2 separate regions of the Homo sapiens genome follow, and region 2 is linked to region 1. Evidence: read pairs that join two places in POLR2A ChIA-PET (ENCODE). Cell type or tissue: A673. All regions are shown on one strand. Each heading gives the region's core, and the rest is flanking DNA. Links, peaks and the distances in the headings are about the cores only.

Region 1 (5,983 bases), core at 317-5,316:
TTATAATTATAAATAAATAAATAATAAAGCTTGAACTCAATTATAACCAAATGGTTTACTCAAATCAGCAAACATGTATTGGGTTAGGCACTGAGTTAGTTACTAGGAATAACAGAAATGAATAAAATAGACTTGTGGATGAGAGGCATCTGAAAGAAAGGGGGTAATTATTATTATTATTATTTTTTGAAATGGAGTCTCACTCTGCCACCCAGGCTGGAGTGCAGTGGCACAATCTCAGTTCACTGCAACCTCCACCTCCCAGGTCCAAGCGATTCTCCTGCCTCAGCTTCCCAAGTAGCTGGGATCACAGGTGCCCACCACCACGCCTGGCTAATTTTTGTATTTTTAGTAGAGATGGGGTTTCACCATGTTGGCCAGGCTGATCTCAAACTCCTGACCTCAAGTGATCCACTTGCCTCTGCCTCCCAATGTGCTGGGATTACAGGTGTGAGTCACTGTGCCCAGCCGGTAGTTAATATTTTTGAGCAACTACTCTGTGACAGATCTTCACATATATTTTCTCAGCCTCTGGTCCCAGCTACTTGGGAGGCTGAAGTGGGAGGATCACCTGAGCATGGGAGATTGAGGCTGCAGTGAGCCATGATCGTGCCACTGCACTCCAGCCTGGGCAACAGGGCAAGACCCTGTCTCAAAAGAAAAAAACAATTCTTACAATTTTGTTTTATGGAAGAAGAAACTGAGGCTCAGAGCAGTTAAGTGACAAAACTCATTGGTGTAGAGCCAAGATCTGTTCAACTCTATATAGTCTTTCCATTGGACAGAACCCTCATCTGTTCAACTCTATATAGTCTTTCCATTGGACCATTCTGTTTGAATATTAGTCATTGACTCCTGGGAAAAAGCAACTTTTATGAATGACAGTTTAACAGTTTTCAATTTAAAAAACTTAAAACATATAATGGTGTGCAGTTACTATATAGCTTTAAATAATTTTTAATTAGGAAATATTTCAAACATGCAAGTATAGAGAATAATACCTGCATAGTCATTATGAAGCTATATTCTATATCCAACCTTAACACTATATTTGAGTTAGACTTTTTAAAGAAAACATTATAGGAACAGTTGAGGATTTCTATCTTTCCTCGATCCCACTGTCTTCTCGTCTTTCCCTAGAGATAATACTATCATGAATTTGGTATTGGTTTCATGCATGATTTCTTATTTTTACTATATGCTAATGAATCCATAAATAATATAATACTATCTTGCAGGTTTTAAAGCCGTTTAATTGTGCCCAAAAGTACACATTATTCTATAACTTACTTTTTGTATTGAATATTTTGAGATTTATTCATGAATACAAATAACTCTAATTCTTTGTTAACTGCTGTTAAGTATTCCATTGTATGACTATACCAAAATTTATCCATATTCCTGTAATTACATATTTACACAAGATTCTGCTTGGTTTTGACTCAAAACATATCTAATGAACTTTAATCATAATATTAGAACTTATAATTTTAATAGTAAAGTGCAAAACTCTCCACTCTTACTTTTCTTTTTTTTTCCTGATGCAGATCATTCCCGAACTGAAGTATGGAAATTTGGTAATGTTGTCATTGAACATCTATACCACTGGATACACATCTGTTCAGCTCTCATGAAGATAACCAAACAACTAAATAGTGGTATTACACCTCCGTTGCCCTCCAAGACTGACAATTATATGTATGCAAAAATGCCAGGGGAAGGTTTGCAAGAGAAGTGATAATGGATGATAATGGAATTGATACTGTATTTAGGATCCTTTGTTTGTTATCAGTTTTGTTTGTTAACTATAAAATATTTTCCATTGGAAAGGGGTACCTATAAATGTCTTCTGCTGCTAATATTTATCTCAGCACTTTCTAAACCCAAAAGTGCTACCTAAGAAGAAATTTAGCCAAAAAATACCCAGCTAAGGTAGCCATAGCCAAGTGTATTTAAGTATGTTATAGAATATATTTGAAAGCTTCCTTTCAGTTTGAGCTTTGTATCTGCTGTGGAACTGTTATGGTTGATTGGGTAGTTATTTTTCATTCTTATAAGGTTCAAAGTAACAGCTGAGGATTTAGAAAACAAGAATACCAAATAGAATACGAAATAATAAAGATAAACCAAAAGAATACCAAATAATAAAGATTTTTAAGAAATGGACTGAGAATTGTTTTTCTAATTTTTCAAAGACTTATCTAAACATCGCCTCTTCCCTCTCTCTGCCTCCATACTCTTGCCTTAACAACTCAAAAGTTGCTTTTGGTTTTTAACTTTTTAATTTTTAATTTTTGTGGGTACATAGTAGTTGTACATATTTATGGGGTACTCAAAAGTCATTTTAATGAACAGAAATTCTTGTGGGAAAATGTCCATGACTCATGGAAAAAAGAAGACACTTTTTTAATGATAAAAACCTCTTCAGTTCAAAAGTACAAAAAGAATTTATATTTGTTTAAAGCTTGTTTTTATGACAAACTTTACTGCTCTGTGGTGAGATTTCATCTTTGCAATAGATATCTGATGACAGAGTCCAGTTTTAATAAAATTTTGGGAAATTAAACTTTATTTTCTTTATTAGATTGACAAAATGTGATGTGTCCAAATATCTTATAATTTGAGATTGGCCGTCCCTTTTTAACCTTTTCTGATAAGAGGGCAGTGTTATTACCAGTCCTCCTCTCTCGGATGATCACATGCCAGTTTTAACCTATATGCCTGTTTCATATTTGGAAGGGGGCTTTTTAGGGCCTTCAGAGCAACATTCCAAGGAACAGTGTTCTTGAAGATATTAAACTCATAACCACATATCCTGATGGCTTCAGAGCAAGTTTACAGAGTTCACTGTGAATACAAATGGCATTTTAGGTGGCAAGGAAGGAAAGATTTTGCAGAATGCCATGTTTGTAACCGTTATCCTGGAAATTAAATTAACTAAATGACTTCTAGCTTGATGAAAAATATCATACATTTGCATGGCACTTTAACTTGAAGTGTTTTCGCATACTAGCTTATTTGATTCTTCCAATAATCTATAAAGTGGGTAGTCCTGATATTATCTCTATTTTATTTTATAAATGAGTTGCCCAGTTCACAACAGGCATAAGAGGCAGAGCGGACCTAGCACATAATTTCTGGTTTATTGCCCTTGCCAGCACCCTAGAAATCTCACACTTTCCAACTTTCTTACTAGGCTAATGACCATGCTGTCAGTCTTTTGAAAACTACTTTAAAATTTGCAGCCAAACAAGCCAGATCGGTTAAATTTATTAAATAATCATTCAAGTAAAATACTGTCCCTTAACCTTAGGAGCTTATATTTTGAGTGAGGAGGATGTTATTTATACCTGATGAAGGTTAGATACAGATTTATATCTAAATCCATTTATTTCGCTGTTAATAGATTTATTTATTTACTTATACTTACATATGCTTCAGAAGCTTGGACTTGATTAACTGAATTTGTTATTGGCTCTTTCCTGATAGCTCATAGGTAACAATGACACTGTACAGTGTAGACCATCCAGACCACTTTCTCTCCTTTGCTTTCTTTTTTATTTTTTTAAGTGACAGGGTCTCGCTCTGTCCCCTAGGCTGGAGTGCAGTGGCTTGATCATAGCTCACTGCAGCCTTAAACTGCTGGACTCAAGTGATCCTCCCGCCTCGGCCTCCCAAAGTGTTGAAATTACAGGCATGAGCCACTGCGCCCAGCTTCACTTTCTTTTATACTTTTGGCTTGTCATGGCTCAGGAACAACATGAAGTATCAAGATAATGACAATGGAGTCTCAAAAAAGCTCCAATTGCCTTTTTAAACAGCTTTACTAACATATCCACATACCATAAAAGTTACCCATTATAGCGTAGAATTACTTTTTTTTTTTTTGTATATTCACAGAGTTGTACTACCCTTACCACAATCAACTTTAGATTTTTTTTTTTTTTTTTTTTTTTTTTGAGACAGAGCCTTGCTCTGTTGCCCAGGCTGGAGTGCTGTGGTGCATCTTGGGTCACTGCAACCTCCTGGGTTCAAGCCTCCTGGGTTCAAGCGATTCTCCTGCCTCAGCCTCCTAAGTAGCTGGGATTACAGGCGCCGGCCACCAAGCTCGGCTAATCTTTTGTATTTTTAGTAAAGACGGGTTTTCGCTATGTTTGCCAGGCTGATCTCGAGCTCCTGACCTCGTGATCCGCCCACCTTGGCCTACCAAAGTGCTGGGATTACAGGCGTGAGCCATCGCGCCCGCTGAAAATTTTGATCATCCCAATAAGAAACCACATACCCATTAGCAGTCACTCCCCACTTTCCCCTACCCCCAGCCCTAGGCAACCGCTAATTTTTTTTCTCTACCGATTTGCCCATCTGGACATTTTGTATACAACATGTGGTCTTTTGTAATTGGCCTCCTATTCCCTCTTTTTTTTTTTTTTTTTTTTTTTGAGACAGAGCCTCACTCTGTCACCCAGGCTGGAGTGCAGTGGTGCAATGTTGGCTCACTGCAACCTCTACCTCCCGGGTTCAAGTGATTCTTGTACCTCAGCCTCCCAAGTAGCTGGGATGACAGGCACACACCATCACACCTGGCTAATTTTTGTATTTTTAGTAGAGACAAGTTTCACCATGTTGGCCAGGCTGGTCTTGAACTCCTGGCCTCAAGTGATTGGCCCCCTCAGCCTCCCAAAGTGCTGAGATTACAGGCGTGAGCCAGTGCACCCAGCCAATTCCCTCTTAATCTAAATATGCTTAAGCGACCAGATGCCCTGAACTTCTAGACATTCTCAATCTTCTAACTCAGAAGACCATTTGAAGGTAATTTAAGAATTGTGCAGGCCAGGCACAGTGGCTCATGCCTGTAATCCCAGCACTTTGGGAGGCTGAGGCGGGCGGATCAACCGAGGTCAGGAGTTGGAGACCAGCCTGACCAACATGGAGAAAACCCGTCTCTGCTAAAAATACAAAATTAGCCGGGCATGGTGGCACATGCCTGTAATACCAGCTACTCGGGAGGCTGAGGCAGGAGAATCACTTGAACCCGGGAGGTGGAGGTTGCGGTGAGCTGAGATCGCGCCATTGCACTCCAGCCTGGGCAACAAGAGCGAAACTCCGTCTTGAAAAAAAAAAAAAAAAAAAAGAATTGTGCATTCCTCTCATATATGAGGTTTTATGCAATGCCAGTCCCAAAAACCTCACCCCACATCATCAATGCCATATTCTTACTCTCCTTCCACAGAATCTTGTTACAAAGACCTCTCTCAGGATCAGAAAAAGTAACTATTGGATACTAGACTTCATACCTGGGTGATGAAATAATCTGTACAGTGAACCCCCATGACACAAGTTTACCTATATAACAAACTTGCACATGTACCCCGAACCTAAAAGTTAAACAAATTTTTTAAAGCAAAAATAAAAATTTTAATTAAAAAACCTCTCTCAACTGACAAGATCAGTGAATTAAATATTACCTATTTCACCTGTTTTCTGGTTATAAATATAGCTCACCACTTTGCAAGAAGGGCCATTGTGAACCATCTTTGGTCTAGAATGCTGTCCAGTTCCATAATCTTTTTCTTGGTCAAATTTGTTAAATTTATAAATAAATAAATATTGCCTAATTTCTCTGCCCTTAAACTTGGTTACTACCCTCAGTAGGTGTACCATTTCCTAGTCATTAACCGTATTTAACCTCTCCTCCATCTACTGTCTGAGCTTAGACTGTCCTGCCCAGGGACTTCAAGTGATGAGGCAACCCTGGGTGGCCATTACGTGACTGACTCTGTAGCTACAGTTGTTTGAATTAGGGGTGACCCCTTACCAAAGTGAGACCAATTTGTGAAATGGCCTAATATAAAAAGCACCCAAACCATGGACAAGCCAAACTGGGAAACAGCAATGGGAGCAGTGTCTAAAAGGAAATTAAGGCCGGGTGCGGTGGCTCACACCTGTAATGCCAGCAATTTGGGAGGCCGAGGCGGGTGGATCA
Region 2 (5,983 bases), core at 346-5,345, 360 kb before region 1:
GGTTAGTTCATTTTTTGTTTTTTGAGATGGAGTCCCACTCTGTCACCCAGGCTGGAGTGCAGTGCCATGATCTCAGCTCACTGCAACCTCCGCCTCCCGGGTTCAAGCAATTCTCCTGCCTCAGCCTCCCGAGAAGCTAGGATTACAGACCTGCCCACCATGCCCAGCTAATTTTTGTATTTTTTAGTAGAGACGGGGTTTCACCATGTTGGCCAGGCTGGTCTTGAATTCCGGACCTCAAGTGATCCGCCGACCTCAGCCTCCCAAAGTTCTGGGATTACAGGCGTGAGCCCCTGTGCCCAGCCTTCTTTTGATTTTTTGAGACACAGTCTCACTCTGTCGTCCAGGCTGGAGTTCAGTAGCGTGATATCAGCTCACTGCAACCTCCACCTCCCGGGTTCAAGGGACTCTCATGCGTCAGCCTCTTGAGTAGCTGGGATTACAGGCATGTCCCACCACGCTGAACTAATTTTTGTATTTTTAGTAGAGGTGAGGTTTTACTATGTTGGCCAAGATGGTCTTGAACTCCTGGCCTCAAGCAATCCAAAAGTGCTGGGATTACAGGCGTGACCACCATGCATAGCACAGAAGTTCATTTTTAAGCTGAGTTCATTATCAACTTTACTGTATATAATGGTAGAGAGTTCTTTTTTTAAATGCCTAGGGGATTCTCCATTTGGAAATTTCTCCTGAAGTTATTTATAAGATTGCCATAAAGAAGAGCACTGACATTCAATATTTATTTGTTGATTTTGATTCTAATTGAGGAAGAGGCTAGATTTGTTTTTTTTTTAAGCATAACGAACTTTTTCATTATGACACTATCATTTTCTGACAAATGGGGCATATGGCCTTCCTGAGAATTTCTCCAAGCATCTAAAGTAGCAACAAAACAAGAAGAGAAAATTCCAGTAGCATGGGCATAGTAGACTACGATAACTGGGACTGACTATGGGAGAGCCACAGGGGTGAATAAGCCCCGGCACACTAATAACCAGGATTAAAGCGTGTTCTTAACAAATGTACTCAAGCACTTCCAAGGGGAAACAATAAAAAAAGTATGATTAAAGCAATAGTTTTTCATCTTTACATTAGAGATAACTAGCTAGTCTACTACATTATTCACTTTTAATTTTGAAAAAAATTATACTGGGTTTAAATTCATTTGGTTAGAATCACTAAATGTTATGAAATATGCAGTTTCTCTTACCTAGTTTCAGTATGCCATTTTTCTTGGCATAGGCATTATTAGGGCATAATTTCTTTTTTCTTTTTTCCTTTTTTTTTTTTTTTTTTTTTTTTACAAAACAAAACGCTTTTATTTGGTCCATTGGAGCCTGAGTCGGAAGCCACTGTGGAGAATCCTATCATAAAGGAATGGGGCTGACAGTTGATAAAATAGTCTCTGTGTCACAAGAGCGGGCCGTATTCACAGGGTTAAAAATATTCACAGCTCAGAGTACAGGGACGCCAAAGGGCAGTGGGAATGTTTCTCTAGGTGAAAAGGCCCCAGAAGCCCCTGCTGGGGTAGGAGGGGGAGTGGGGGGCGCAGCTGGCCCGCTGCCGGGGGTGAGGGGCCAGGTGGGCCGGGTGGGGATGCAGGAAGCTGGGCTCAGACGTCCACACACTCCTGGGTTTCTGTGGGGAGGTGGGAGCGGCTGAGTCCTGCCGATGCCCAAGATGGGCTGGGGTCCCTCTCTGGCAGGGCCAGGCCGAGGGACAGGGTTGGCTGAGGAGCCTGCTGGTCCCGGCGTGTATTAGGGCATAATTTCTAACTTTTTAGTAGCTGCAGTATCTCTTTTTTGACTCAATATCATTAAATTATCATTTGGGCTTAATGTAACATGGCATTTATATAGTTCTTGATCTTTACTGATAATGTATAATCACAGGCTTACTATTTGTATGGAAGATTCTCATATCCACTAGGGTGATTTTCACGTGTATTTGACTTAGAAACTAAAGAGTTGTACATTGCTTATATAGAACATTAAATACATTAAGCCATTAATTGGCAACTAGGCCATTAAACTAGTAACCAAGCCAATAACAACAAGGAAAAATAGCTATCAGCACACCCTTCCCCTTATAGCTCACTCCATTGTAAATATTATAAGCCCTCTGTGTCATGGGAATAACCCTGCCTACGACGTGATGCTGATGTAATAATAATATCTAAAGCTAAGCACCTGGAGGAAGAAGAGAAAGAAGTTTTGCTTTGGATTACTTGAGTGTGTGTGTGTGTGTGTGTGTGTGTGTGTGTGTGTGTGTGTTTAAATAAACAAACCATAAAGCCACTAGCAGATAGTTTAATGATTTCTGTTCTTGTGTTGCCTGTGGGGATTTCACATTGTGCTCACAGTCACTGGTACTGATTCAATAACAATGGCCTTGCAAAATTGGCAACCTTCCTAAATAAACTATGTAAAATCTGCAAACACTGGTTACTGTGCTATGTGCCTAGTAGATACTCCGGATGCTCTGCCCATATGATATACCCAAAGTATGCTCAAAGTAATTTTCTTTTCGTTTTTCTTTTTTTTTTTTTGAAACAGAGTCTTTTTCTGTCACCTAGGCTGGAGTGCAGTGGCAGGATCTCAGCTCACTGCAACCTCTGCCTCCTGGGTTCAAGCGATTCTCATGCTTCAGCCTCCCGAGTAGCGGGGATTACAGGCGCCCATCACCACACCCGGCTAATTTTTGTATTTTTAGTAGAGACGGGGTTTCACCATGTTGGCCAGGCTGGTCTTGAACTCCTGAACTCAAGTGACCCGCCTGCCTCGGCCTCTGAAAGTGCTGGGATTACAGGCGTGAGCCACCGCACCCAGCTACAATGATACCCTTCTGTTCTCTGAATTTCTAAAGCACAAATTGTACTGTTCATCTGACACTTACCATGCAATAAATTGTGCTCTTATTTATCCCTTCATTGACGTCTTATTTCCTCAACAAACTGAGTATCCTGTCTTCAGGAACCATGTCTTGTACTTCTTTTTTATCTCTTACTTCTTACACAGAATAGATGCAATTTAGGATAATGATGGAAATGACAGAATGTTTACCATCATGCTAGTGTGCCACTCTAATTATTTCTCCTATAATTTGGCTCATATCAAAAGAGCAAAATGAGCAAAAATTTAAGCTACCATATCGTATTTAATCCTCATAGGTATTATAAGTTCCATTTTACTGATGAGGAAAAAGGTTTAGGGTGATTATATAATATGTTCAAAGTCACACAGATAATAAATGATGAACTCTGGAGCTCAGGTCCATTTCATTTCAAACACTGCACTATTACTGTTAGGTACAATAACAAATGGCAAGTAGTTATTCTGAATATGTGACCCAATAAATCTTTTAAGAGTTTTTAAAGAGAATGTTTAAGGAACGGGATACTTTAAGAATTAAGTGTGAGATTTTATTGAGGAGGGAAGGGCATCACAGAGGTAGGATTAACACAATGATAGATATCAAGTCTGTTCAAAGGGACTTCAAAGAGGTTCAGTTTTATTTGTTGTTTGAATCCATTTATTTCACTCATCTCTTAGGAAGAGAGATTTACATTGAGAATTCACATCCTGCCACAGAAACCCCAACTTTTCAAACTAAAGCTCCCCCTAAAAATAGATGAGGCCAGGTGCAATGTCTCATGCCTGTAATCCTAGCACTTTGGGAGGCTGAGGTAGGCAGATCACCTGAGGTCAGGAGTTCAACACCAGCTTTGCCAACATAGCGAAACTCCGCCTCTACTAAAAAAAAACAAAAATTAGCCGGGTGTGGTGGTGGACGCCTGTAATCCCAGCTACTAGGGAGGCTGAGGCAGGAGAATCCCTTGAACCCGGGAGGCGGAGGTTGCAGTGAGCCAAGATCATACCACTGCACTCCAGCCTGGGCGACAGAGTGAGACTCTGTCTCAAAAAAAAAAAAAAAAAAAAAAAAAGGAAAAAAGAGAGATGATACAATTATGGGAAATTAAAACTTTTGATGTTCATGAGAACTGTGTATATTAACATTAAGAGAAAGAGTAACTTAAAAGGGACGTGGGTCAGAGGAGAGTCCTGAAGAAATGGCATCTCCCAAGAGCTCTGTTGTAAGTGATATTTATTTAAAATCAGAGGAAAAAAACTCTCATTCAATTTAGCCCTCATGGAGACTAACTGGTTTTTATGACACAAAATTCAGAGAACAGCAGAGACAAAAATGCACCAATAAGATGCCAAGCTCATAAACCTGACCAGCTTTTTGCTGGGGTGATGAAGTATGCTTAAAGTGTTGCTTAAGTTGCAAACAGATAAAGCCATATGTAGCATAAACTTTTCCGCAGTCACTACAGAAGACAATCAATATAAAGTCCACAATTAGAACGCTCAGGACTTGAAATATCCTGTTATGGATCACGAATATCCATGTAAATTTTGATGGATAAATATTAAGTACAGATGATAAAAGTAACAACCATAACTGGAATTTTTATTGTTATTTCTTGTGAATAATTATCTCACGTGATATCCAAAATGTCCTGAAATGAGGCAGGTACCATCCTCAAACAAACATATACAACAATTTAAATAGTTTAGTTCATTACCAAAAAAAATCAAATAATTCTACTTCTTCTACCCTGGAAACCTAAATTGTTACAACTTTTAAAGAAAGCTTATAATTGGCTAATACTGAGGCTTCTCTTTATTTAGGAGTGATTCAAACCTCTGGATTTTGTAGCTTTACCAAGTGTAACTAAGCCAAATCCCTCGAATTACTAAAAGAGGGGTTATACCCCTCTAAAAATAGATTAATGCAGAAAACACAAGTTGTTAAATTCACACAACATGCAAAAAGGGTGAGCCCAGATTTGCCCTTTGGTGTGCAACAAGAACAATCTATTTATAAATTACTGGCTACACCCTTTCCAAATTACAGGAACACCTAAAAAGGCCTTGATGTTCTTAGCATATTTCTTTAAGGTAAACTTAATTATGTTAGTTATACAGCAACCATCCTGTATCATTCAACGATGCAAAGCTAACTCTAACCCTAACTAAAAATAGGATACTGATTTTTTCTTTCCACCTTAGAAATTGTAAAGTATGTGAAAGATTCAGAAATTGTGTGATAACATCTACATCACTGTTCTTTAGCCCCAAGGCAGTTTAACATATGGTAGATTAAGAGGACTCCCATTTACTGGAAGGACCCAAGAGCAGATGGGAGCAAGATGATCTACAGCAGTTTCAGCCTCTCTATTATTGCGAGACCCAACAGCTCTTGGAAACAGAGACTGACAACATCTTTAGTTATTTGGCTTTGGGCAGTGTTTATCAGTGTTAAGTCTAGAGACACTTTCCAATTTCAGGAGTAAATATAGGTGAGCACAAAGGCAAATAGTAGTAGTTTAGAAAAAAAAAGAAATCCATTCTAGACTTATCAAAAAGAAATCTTGACTTGAGCACATCACTACCTTACCATTCCTGTTCATCTTCATTGTGCAGATTTACTTCTCAGTTAACTTGGCTAAGCATGATTCCAAGAAAGCCAAAGTTGAGAGCTCTTTTTTTATACCCCTCAGTTATAGGTTAATTACTGCTCTGCTGATTTTAAACAATCACAAGGGTGGATAAAGCCACAGAAAGTTACCACCAATAATAAAAACACAAATGCATCTTTATACTTTGACAGGGGATCATTAACTGTTCTTTCACATTTGAAGGCCATAACACCCAGAAGATTCACTAGATGTAAACCAATTTGATCACTTTCTTAAAAATACTAAATTTTAAGGCTATATTCTCTAAGGATCAAAAATAACCACAAAAAGTCAGTATTAATTTAAAATCAAAGAGGCATCTCGTACCTCTCTTAAATATTAATATTAGTCTCTTTATCCACCAAAAAGAGAAAAAAAAAGCCCTTAAACCATAAATGAATGCCTGGTTTCAATTACTCAATTATCAATTATTCAGTTATGCTTGCCCATTTCTGTAGA

The links. Peaks named below come from ENCODE experiments on the same cell type or tissue, not always from the same donor. Only the 100,000 strongest peaks of a DNase experiment are listed, where the experiment ranks them.
Region 2: POLR2A ChIA-PET joins it to region 1 with 5 read pairs; 2 of 35 experiments call an interaction of 5 or more read pairs at or near these places.

Annotation. Positions count from the first base shown.
Region 1 is chr17:30,106,287-30,112,269 of GRCh38, forward strand. It overlaps EFCAB5 (EF-hand calcium binding domain 5), which reads left to right. Exons shown (of 23, transcript NM_198529.4): 23 at 1,548-2,166. The coding sequence ends at 1,738. Among named protein-coding and RNA genes, the nearest start is that of NSRP1, 7.5 kb to the right of the region's middle. In A673, for the core only: no CTCF peak of the experiment used is centred there; no DNase peak of the experiment used is centred there.
Region 2 is chr17:29,742,630-29,748,612 of GRCh38, forward strand. The region is part of intron 3 of SSH2 (slingshot protein phosphatase 2); the gene reads right to left. Among named protein-coding and RNA genes, the nearest start is that of SSH2-AS1, 110 kb to the left of the region's middle. In A673, for the core only: no CTCF peak of the experiment used is centred there; a DNase peak (open chromatin) is centred at 2,392; H3K27ac peaks cover 1,085 bases.